Linked DNA regions of Homo sapiens: region 1 is linked to region 2. Evidence: read pairs that join two places in POLR2A ChIA-PET (ENCODE). Cell type or tissue: B cell. All regions are shown on one strand. Links, peaks and the distances in the headings refer to the core of each region. The heading gives the core; the rest is flanking DNA. Region 1 overlaps CCDC110 (coiled-coil domain containing 110). Region 2 overlaps SNX25 (sorting nexin 25).

Evidence for each region. ChIA-PET counts read pairs that join two places held together with the same protein. Peaks named below come from ENCODE experiments on the same cell type or tissue, not always from the same donor. Only the 100,000 strongest peaks of a DNase experiment are listed, where the experiment ranks them.
Region 1: POLR2A ChIA-PET joins it to region 2 with 6 read pairs; 3 of 35 experiments call an interaction of 5 or more read pairs at or near these places.

What each region holds. Positions count from the first base shown.
Region 1 is chr4:185,452,752-185,458,136 of GRCh38, forward strand. CCDC110 (coiled-coil domain containing 110) reads right to left here. Exons shown (of 7, transcript NM_152775.4): 6 at 5,375-5,385. Among named protein-coding and RNA genes, the nearest start is that of CCDC110, 16 kb to the right of the region's middle. RefSeq lists a silencer at 4,404-4,698. In B cell, for the core only: no CTCF peak of the experiment used is centred there; no DNase peak of the experiment used is centred there.
Region 2 is chr4:185,217,215-185,222,599 of GRCh38, forward strand. The region is part of intron 1 of SNX25 (sorting nexin 25); the gene reads left to right. Among named protein-coding and RNA genes, the nearest start is that of SNX25, 10 kb to the left of the region's middle. In B cell, for the core only: no CTCF peak of the experiment used is centred there; a DNase peak (open chromatin) is centred at 2,547; H3K4me3 peaks cover 1,133 bases; H3K27ac peaks cover 4,398 bases.

The DNA.
Region 1 (5,385 bases), core at 304-5,303, 240 kb after region 2:
AGGCATGGTGGTGGGCAACTGTAATCGCAGCTACTGGGGAAGCTGAGGCAGGAGAATTGCTTGAGCCTGTGAGGCGGAGGTTGCAGTGAGCCAAGACTGCACCACTGTACTCCAGCCTGGACGGCAGAGTGAGACTCAAAAAAAAAAAAAAAAAAAAAAAGCCAGGTTCAACCTATTACTATTATAGCTGTCTATACTAGAGCAAAATTAATTTCTTAAGACTCTTTCATTATCTGTCATTTGTATTATCTACCTGGAAGAATTATTATGAACACCAAATTTAAAATATTTTATAAGCTGTAAAATAAATAAAAAATATATATCGGTCTATTAAGGCTGGGTACAGTGGCCCATGCCTGTAGTACCAGCATTTTGGGAAGCCAAGGCAGGAGGATCACCAGGACCCAGGAGTTTGAGGCCAGACTGGGCCACATGGTGAGACCCTGTCTCTAAAAACAAACAAACTAAAACAAAACAAAACAAAACAAAAACAACCACTAGATCATTATCCATCAAATAATTTGTTGTAAATAAGTTGTAAGGTAATTTGTTAATTTGAATTTTCATCAGTTATAACTTAATTTTCCAAAAGTGAGTTAGTAGCATTATAGTAGCATTACATAACACTTATATAATGCGATGTGCCAGATACCATTCCATGTGCATTCCATATTAATATGTTTTCAATTATGAATCACTTAATCTACATCTAACAATGAAATGGAGTTAGAGAAAGATTAACTAATTTGTCCAAGTTAGCACAACTAGCAGTGGCAAAGCACACAGTCTTGCTTTTTTTTTTTTTTTTTTTCCCGAGACAGGGTCTTGCTCTGTCGCCTAGGCTGGAGTGCAGTGGTGCGATCATGGCTCACTGCAGCCTCAACCTCCCAGGCTCAAGCAATCCTGCCACAGCCTCCTAAGTAGCTGGGACCAGAGGCATATGCCACCACACCTGGCTAATTTTTCAAATTTTCTGTGGAGACAAGGTCTCCCTATGCTGCCCACACTCATCTCCAACTCCTAGGCTCAAACGATCCTCCCACCTCAGCCTTCTCGTTGCTATTTTTTTTTTTTTTTTTGAGACGGAGTTTCGCTCTTGTTGCACAGGCTGGAGTGCAATGGTGTGATCTCGGCTCACTGCAACCTCTGCCTCCTGGGTTCACGCGATTATCCTGCCTCAGTCTCCTGAGTAGCTGGGATTACAGGCGCCTGCCAACCAAGCCCAGCTAATTAATTTTGTATTTTTAGTAGAGATGGGGTTTCACCATGTTGGTCAGGCTGGTCTTGAACTCCTGACATCAGGTAATCCACCCGCCTCGGCCTCCCAAAGTGCTGGGATTACAGGCATGAGCCACCACGGCCAGCCTCTGGCTGCATTTAACAGTTACATTAGTCACTCTACAGCCTTTACCAAAATTAGAGAGCAGGGTAAGGTGGAGGTTAGTTACTTGTAGGAAATCAACTGTAGAACGCACGTTACTTTACAAGAAAAAAGACTTGAGAAGACCTGTTTCCAGTTTATTCCTCCTCACACCTTATCAAGGGGGCAGGCTATAAGCCTATGGGAGATAGCTAGAAAAACATATATTATCCTCCCTCCCCCAATATTATATATATTTCCAAAAATCTTCATAAAGCAATTTGAAATCATTACACTACTGTTAGAAAGTGACCTAAAATTGTCGGGCGTGGTGGCTCACGCCTGTAATCCCAGCACTTTGGGAGGCTGAGGCGGGAGGATCACTTAAGGTCAGGAGTTCGAGATCAGCCTGGCCAACATAGTGAAACCTCATCTCTACTAAAAATACAGAAATAAGCTGGGCATGGTGGCACATGCCTGTAGTCCCAGCTACTCAGGAGGCTGAAGCAGGAGAATCACTTGAACCTGGGAGGCGGAGGTTGCAGTGAGCTGAGATCAGGCCACTGCACTCCAGCCTGGGCCACAGAGCAAGACTCCATCTCAAAAAAATAAAAAAGAAAGAAAGTGACCTAAAATGTCATCTTGTCTAAGCTTTGCTGTTGTTGTTAACAGATGGGGTCTCATTCTGTCACCCAGGCTGGAGTGCAGTGGCACAATTATAGCTCACTGCAGCCTCAAACTCCTGGGGTCAAGCGATCCTCCTACCTCAGCCTCCTGAGTAGCTGGGACTACAGGTATGTACCACCCCACCCAGCTAATTTTGTCTAAACTTCTTGATACTTAAAACTCTTTATAATGTTCGTACAAGGTGAATGCCCAGCCTCTGCCTAATATTCTAGTGTAATGGCAGCCTGTTCATTCATCATTCACTTAACAGATGTTGAGTGTCTGCTATATTCCAGGCATGGTTCTGGACACTGGGATTCAGCAGTAAACAAAATAGACAAAGGTAGGTTAAAAGTAAAAGGATGCACCTAACTTTTTAGTTATATTGTTTGTTTTATATTGTCAATGTTTTTTTAACACTAACACTCTATTTTGTAACCATAATTCAAACAGTTCTTTAATCTTAATTTTGTATTTAAATGGATATAGTGCTCACCATTAGTTATTTTCTTAATACTTTAGTTCTTTGATTTATATTTGATTTTCAGGATTTAGTAATCCATTTTCATGGTATATATTTATTATTTAACTATTCAGAGTTTCTCCTACTGATTCATCATTACAAAATAAATATAAAAGGATGCAAAAAGATATACTATGCAAATACCAATCTAAAGACAACTAGAGGGGCTATATCAATATCAGAGACTTTAGAACAAGGAATACCCCTAGGGATAATGAAGGTTATTTCATAATAATAAAGGTATCAGTTTACCAACTGGACATAATAGTGCTAAATGTGTATGCATACATAAAAGAGCTTTGGCCAGGCGCGGTGGCTTATGCCTGTAATCCCAGCACTTTGGGAGGCCGAGGCAGGTGGATCACCTGAGGTCAGGAGTTTGACTGAGTCTGGCCAACATGGTGAAACCCCGTCTTTACTAAAAATACAAAAATTAGCCGGGCATGGTAGTAGGCGCCTGTAATCTCAGCTACTCGGGAGGCTGAGGCAGGAGAATTGCTGGAACCCAGGAGGTGGAGGTTGCAGTGAGCTGAGATTGTTCCATTGCACTCCAGCCCGGGCTGACAACAGTGAGACTCCATCTCAAAAAAAAAATATTAATAATAAAAATTAAAAGAGCTTTAAAACACACTAAACAAATTTATAGAATGAACAAATCAACTTCTCTGTTCCTCTATCAGTAACTGTTAGAACAAGCAGACACAAGATCAGTACAGATATAGATTTGCTCAAACCTGTCAACCACGTTTACTCAGTTGACATTTATAGAACACTCCAGTTCACCTGAAACATCAACCAAGACAGACCTTATTCTGGGCAATAAAACAAGTCTCAATAAATTAAAAAAGATTATGTTCTCTGATCAAAACAGAATTAAATTAGAAATCAATAAAAGAAAAATAACTGAAAATCTCCAAACATTTAGAAATCAAGCAACTCACTTCCAATCCATTGGGTCAAAGAATAAATCACAAGTGAAAAAGAAAGTATTTTGAACTGAATGAAAATGAAAACATACCAGACTCTGTGATGCTATTAATGCAGGTACGAAACTAGGGAAGGAGCCAAGTAGCACCAGACGACCCAAAGGAATGAAATTACTAAATAGGAACAGAAATCAATGGAAGAAAAAAACAAAGCAGCAAGAAAAATCAATGAAATAATAAGCTGATTTTTTGAAAAGAAAAATAAAATTGGTAAAACTCTAGCAAGAATAATAAAGAAAAAAGAATCCCCAAATTACCAATGTCAGAAATTAAAGAGGGGACATCGCTACAAGTCCTTTGAACGTTAAAATGCTAATAAGGAATATTATGAACAACTTTGTGACAATACATTTGAGAACTTACATGAAATGTACAAATTCCTCAGAACATACAAAATTGTCAACTCTAACTCAAGAAATAGAAAATCTGAGTAGTTCTATATTAATAGAAATCATTTAGCAATGTAAAACCTTCCCATTTAGAAAAATCCAGGCCCTCTGGTGAATATTTACATATTATATATTTTACAAATATGTATGAGTATTACATATTTAAATATTTAAGGAAGGAATAATATTAATAATACCAATCCTACACAAATTCAGAAAATAGAGGAGGGGAAACACTTCCCAACAGGATTTTCCTGATGCCAAAGCCAGACAAAGACATTACAAGAAAATAATACAGACCAACATCCTTCTGAATACAGAAGCAGAAATCCTTAACAAAATATTACCAAATTGAATCCAGGAATGTATATTAAAAGAATAATACAACATCACCCAGTGGAGTTTATCCCAGGAATTCAAGGTTAGTGTTTCAAAATTAACATAATTTACCATATTAACAGATTAAAGGAGAAAAACCAGGATCACCTCCAATAAATGTAGAAAAAGCTTTGGACAGAATTCAACAAGGAATATTTGAATAGCAGTCTTGGAAGACAGAGTGTCTCTGGAGCACAGAACAGGTGTGCTTGCAACCTTGGAAGCTAGAGATTGTGTTTCCTCTGGAGCCAGGGCAGGCATGTGTATTGTTTCCACCTACAGGAAAGGGCAGGCATCTTACTATCCGTTATAATACTCGGGTTTCTAAGCTCACTCTCTCCTGTAATGCAATCCACTGTGTGATCCTCTTTACACTGCCTGTAGAAACTGGGGCTTGGACAACCAATGCAAACATGCTGATTCCCTGGCTCCTGCTATTGTAACAAACTCTCCTTAATCTCTCGCTCAGGAGTCTTGTGACTTCCACTAGAACCCACAAAACTGTGGCAGGCTAAAATATGAGCTTACTAGTTGGGTAAAATCTCAGATTCGCCACCGTTCTTGACAGTATAAAATATATACTTAATTCCAATTTCTAATTTTAAAAACTAGTCTAATCAATTACCAGGTTAATGTAATCACATAATTTAAAATTATTTTGTGGGGGGAAAAAGTACTTGGACAAAGGTTTTGAAACATTGATTTTAGCAGTTTATTTATATATCTTGGATGGAAGCAAATGATACAGTTTACTTGGAATTCCTAGGGAAAAAAAAAAGAATTCTTTTAAGGTGGGAGTGCTACTTATACTTTAAAATAATAATTAACTCCCTCTTGCTCACTGCCAAACTTGGTTTGTACACATACAATGCACATAATATAAACAAAATAATATATATTTTATCTAGAAAAAATTCCTAAATAATTTCACTGTATAATAAATTGGATACAAATTTTACAAAACAAAATTGTATTCATTTTAAAGTTTCCTCCTTATTTCTGTACTCTGTAGTGCCCAATAGGCTAAAAGAATCTTAAACACATCTCTACTAATCTACCAGGACTTGCGTACCTTTCAAATCC
Region 2 (5,385 bases), core at 151-5,150:
TGCACTCCAGCCTGGGTGATAGAGTGAGACTGTGTCTTGGGAAAAAAAAAAGAGAAATACTGTGTAGCTGCAATGATAAAAAGTGAGAGTTAATGAAGCTGTGTGAATGGAGACAACAGACAGTACATTCAAAAGTGAGTGAGACTTTTCTTTGATACAATTCTCATTATTTATCATTACAATAGGTTCAAGAATATTCTCAGGAGGGTCCTAACATTCCTTTTAAACAATAAATTCAACCCCAAACCAAAGGATCCCACAATATATAGCAGCAGATGTATCCTAGGAAAGTCTTCCAAGTTGAATGTTCTACTTGGCACCTTCTTAATTCTGGTCATTCCCAGGGGATTTATTTCTCACTCTTGAATCTTCAGCTGCTTTTGTTTTTGAAGCATACGATGTCACATTGGTAATGGTAATTGACTGTTGCCTTCCTAAAAATATCTTAGGCTTCGTTTCCCAACCATATCATTTTGGGGATAGGAAGTGCCCTAGATTCCTTAAAATGTAGGATTCTTTATAGTCAGAATGGTACACGTGGTTGTGCTAAAAAGGTGACGCAGCAAGTTTGGTGCCGAGCGTTCAGGACACAGAAAATGCACAGTGTCTGTGGAAGGCTGTTAGGACTGAAATAATTGCATACCACCTTGCCAGCATTTTTAACATTGCAACTGTACTTTTGAAGGAAAAAGATTGCAAACTCAGAACCTGTATTTTTATCCTTCACTGCTGTAGGTCACCTATGCCACCTAGGTTGCTTGGTTGAATGGGGATGACAGGTAGGTAGGCAGCCCTTCGCAGGGGCACTCCTGGATACCCTAAGGGCCGGGATTTAGGTCTAAGTCACACCCTGCTTTAGTCTAGGAGTGTGTGCTTCTATAGTTTTTTGAGGCGGAGTCTGGCTCTGTCACCCAGGCTGGAGTGCAGTGGCACAATCCTGGCTCACTGCAACCTCTGCCTCCCGGGTTCAAGTGATTCTCCTGCCTCAGCCTCCCAAGTAGCTGGGATTACAGGCGCCCGCCATCAAGCCTGGCTAATTTTTGTATTTTTAGTAGAGACGGGGTTTTGCCATGTTGGCCAGGCTGGTCTCGAACTCCTGACCTCAGGCGATCCGTGCCCCTTGGCCCCAGAAAGTTCTGGGATTACAGGCATGAGCCACCACTCCTGGCCTGCTTCTGTAGTTTTTGTAAGTATGGTGGAGCTTTCCAGAAATCCCAGCAGGTTTGCATGTATGTTGGTGGGCCTCTCAGCCCAGGTGCTGCTTTGGGAGAAGGCAGCTAGGTGTGTGAGGTATGCCTGCTTTGCCCCTGCAGCTAGCCAGCACTCAGCAGCCACTCTAGGCACTTGCCAGTCCTGGTATGTTTGTCAGCCCAGGGTTTCTAGGTATGAGTAGCCACAAGCTGGATGTAAAGAAAAATGAATATGGTAACTCCAAGTAAAATGCTTCTGAAGCAAAGAGGGGAGCAAGGAATTGTGCATCCTTAGGATAAGACACATAACTTGTTTATTAGGCTACTAGGATCTATTCAATAGACTTCCTATTTTAGTGTAGAATATACCTCTTGGAAAATTAGATAAATATTTTACAAATACTCATTGCTACAGTAACCTGAATTTCTGTAGTTCTCACCCACCTGTATATACGGGTGAGTTTACATAAATTAAACTAATTTTAAAGTTTTTTTTAATGAGGTTCTGATCTCATACAGAACCTCATCCTCTTGCAGTACTCCTACCTTCTTGCTCTGCCACCCCATCAGCATTTCTGGGAGCCCACAGACAGTGTCCCATGTATTTGGGGATAATCTCAACTTACATTCTTCCATTCCTGGTGCTTGCAAAGCACTGGAGAGAGGTCCCTGTGCTATGCCGCCACTGCCAGTCTGTGAGAAAGACGTTCCCTGTTGGGGTACTCCTGTCTCAGTCCTCCAGAGCTGAATGTCTGGAGGGCCTTGGTCCGTCTTTCGGGGTTTATCTAAGCCAAGGCCACATGTATGCTTTATAGAAGCTGGCAGGCTAGCCCTGTTTCTCTCACTTAGGCATGTTTTTAAAAAATGTTTTTGGGCTGGGTGCAGTGGCTCACACCTGTAATCTCAGAACTTTGGGAGGCTGAGGCAGGCGGATCACAAGGTCAGGAGATCAAGACCATCCTGACTAACATGGTGAAACCCTGTCTCTACTAAAAATACAAAAAATTAGCCAGGTGTGGTGGTGGGCGCCTGTAGTCCCAGCTACTCAGGAGGCTGAGGCAGGAGAATCGCTTGAACCCTGGAGGCGGAGGTTGCAGTGAGCCAAGATTGTGCCACTGCACTCCAGGCTGGGACGACAGAGCAAGACTCCATCTCAAAAAAACAAAAAAAGAAAAAAGAAAAAATGTTTTCTTCTTATGGAAGCTAAGGAACTTATGCCCCTCCTTGCATCTCCTGTGAAGGCAGCATCTTCTTTTTTCTTGTGGCTTCTCTCCATCTGGCTCAGACTGGCTGCTGGGATCAAGCCAGGACTTTCTCTAGTCCCCAACCTTGAGCTGCTACACATAAGCCACCTCCCACAAGGCCTCTTCCTCTTATGTAAATCAACTCATAAAAATATATACCCGAGGGCTGCTTGCAGGCTGCCAATTTGTTATACATGAAATTAACATCTTAACTGTTCCAGATATTTCCATGTGTTTTTCCTGAAGCAGAGTTGTTAATCTTTTTTTTTTTTTTCTGATTTTTTTCCATTTCACTGAACCTTTCTTTTTTTCTGAAACTGCAACCGCTAGATAGCTCAGAAAGTTGGATGTTTCCCAGATTTGCATTTGGGTCATTCTTGAGGTCTCATTCTTCATTCTGTTACTTTAGGGCAGTCTCAACTTTGGCCTCCTACAATAATCATCCCTGTCTATATTGAGGACTTAAGAGATTTATTCCTGAGGTTCAGATCTAGTTTTGGGCCTCAGACTTATTTATTCAACTGCTTAACTTGACATTTCCACCTGGCAGTCCCAGTGGTACCCGAAGCTTGAGTCTGTGACATCTTATGACCAGTGTCTGTCTCTGTTCCTCTTGTTTCTTTTTTTTTCTTTAAATTTTATTAGTATTATACTTTAAGTTTTAGGGTACTTGTGCACAATGTGCAGGTTTGTTACATATGTATACATGTGCCATGTTGGTGTGCTGCACCCATTAACTCGTCATTTAGCATTAGGTATATCTCCTAATGCTTGTTCCTCTTGTTTCTGTGTCAGTGAATAGCACCTCTGAAAGTCAGGTCCCACAACTGAGTCCCTTTTTTTTTTTTTTTTGAGATGGAGTCTCGCTCTGTCACCCAGGCTGGGGTGCAGTGTGCGATCGCGGCTTACTACAACCTCTGCCTGCCAGGTTCAAGCAATTCTCCTGCCTCAGCCTCCCAAGTAGCTGGGATAAGGGTGCCCACCACCACGCCTGGCTAAATTTTTGTATTTTTAGTAGAGACGGGGTTTCACCATGTTAGCCAGGATGGTCTCGATCTCCTGACCTTGTGATCCGCCCACCTCGGCCTCCCAAAGTGCTGGGATTACAGGCGTGAGCCACTGCGCCCGGCCTAACTGAGTCCTTCTTGACATCTTCTCCTTATACCCCATAGGCACTCCATCAAGTCCTGTCCTTTTACCTCTTTTGTTAATTTTATTTATTTATTTATTTTTGAGACAGGGTGTCACTCTGTTGCCTAGGCTGAAGTGCAGTGGCACAATCATGGCTCACCGCAGCATCAGCCTCCTGGGCTCTTGTGATCCTCCATGCCTCACTCCCCCGCCAATGGCTGGGACTACAGGTGGGTGCCACCACACCCAGCTAATTTTTTTTTTTTTTTCTGAGACAGGATCTGGCTCTGTTGCCCGGGCTGGAGTGCAGTGGCATGATCTTGGCTCACCGCAACCTCCACTTCCTGGGCTCAAGCCTTCCTCCCACTTCAGCCTCCCAAGTAGCTGGGTCTAAGGATGCATGCCACCGCACTCAACTAATTTTTGTATTTTTTGTAGAGACAGGGTTTCACCATGTTGCCCAGCCTGGTCTTGAACTCCTGAGCTCAAGCCATTAATCTGCTTTGGCCTCCCAAAGTGCTGGAATTACAGGTGTGAGCCACTGTGCCTGACCCGGGCTAATTAAAAAAGTTTTTTCTAGAGATGGAGTCTCTCTGTGTTGCCCACGCAGGTCTCAAACTCCTGGACTCAAGCCATCCTCCCACCGTGGCCTCCCAGAATGTTGGATTACAGGGGTGCCTGCCCTTATTTCTTGAGTATCTTGCATTCATCTACTTCTTTCAGTCTTTCCTGCTTGGTCTTAGCTACCGTCATGTCCCACCTAGATGACTGTAACAACCTTTCAATTGGTCTCTGCCTCCATGTTGGCTCCCTCTTCCATTGATTCTTTTGAAAATGCAAGCCTAATCAAATTCCTCTTCAGCAGCATGTTTGTTTAAAATCTTTCAGTAACTTCCTGCTCTTCCTAGCTCTCTAGCCTAATCTCCAGTCATAATTACCCTCACTCCTCATGCTCCACCCTCAGTCCTCATAGTGCCGGGCTTTTTCTGTCTGTAGGGACTTTATATATTGTTCTCCTGCCTTGAGCATGCTGCTGCCCCCTTTATCTAGTTAACTTCTCTTTCTTTATACCACAGTCATCAGTTTTGCAGGGAAGCTTTTCCTATCTTTCAACTTACATATTCTTATAGCACCATATACTTCTCCTTCACTGTAGATATATAGCACCATATACCCCTCCTTCACGGTAGGAATATAGCGCCATATACCCCTCCTTCATGGTAGATATATAGCACCATATATCCCTCGTTCACTGTAGGTATACAGCACCATATACCCCTCCTTCATGGTAGGTATATAGCGCCATATACCCCTCCTTCACGGTAGATATATAGCAGATATATAGCACCATATACCCCCCATTCACTGTAGGTATACAGCACCATATACCCCTCCTTCATGGTAGGTATTCAGCTCCATATAACCCTCCTTCATGGCAGGTATTCAGAGCCATATACCCCTCCTTCGCGGTAGGTATACAGCACCATATACCCCTCCTTCGCGGTAGGTATACAGCACCATATACTCCTCGTTCACTGTAGGTATACAGCACCATATAACCCTCCTTCATGGCAGGTATTCAGTGCCATATACCCCTCCCTCACGGTAGGTATACAGCGCCCTATACCCCTCCCTCTCGGTAGGTATTCAGCGCCCTATACCCCTCCCTCGCGGTAGGTATTCAGCACCCTATACCCCTCCCTCTCGGTAGGTTTACAGCGCCGTATACCCCTCCCTCGCGGTAGGTATACAGCGCCCTATATCCCCTTCGTGGTAGCTATACAGCGGCATATACCGCTCCTTCACTGTAGTTGTCACAG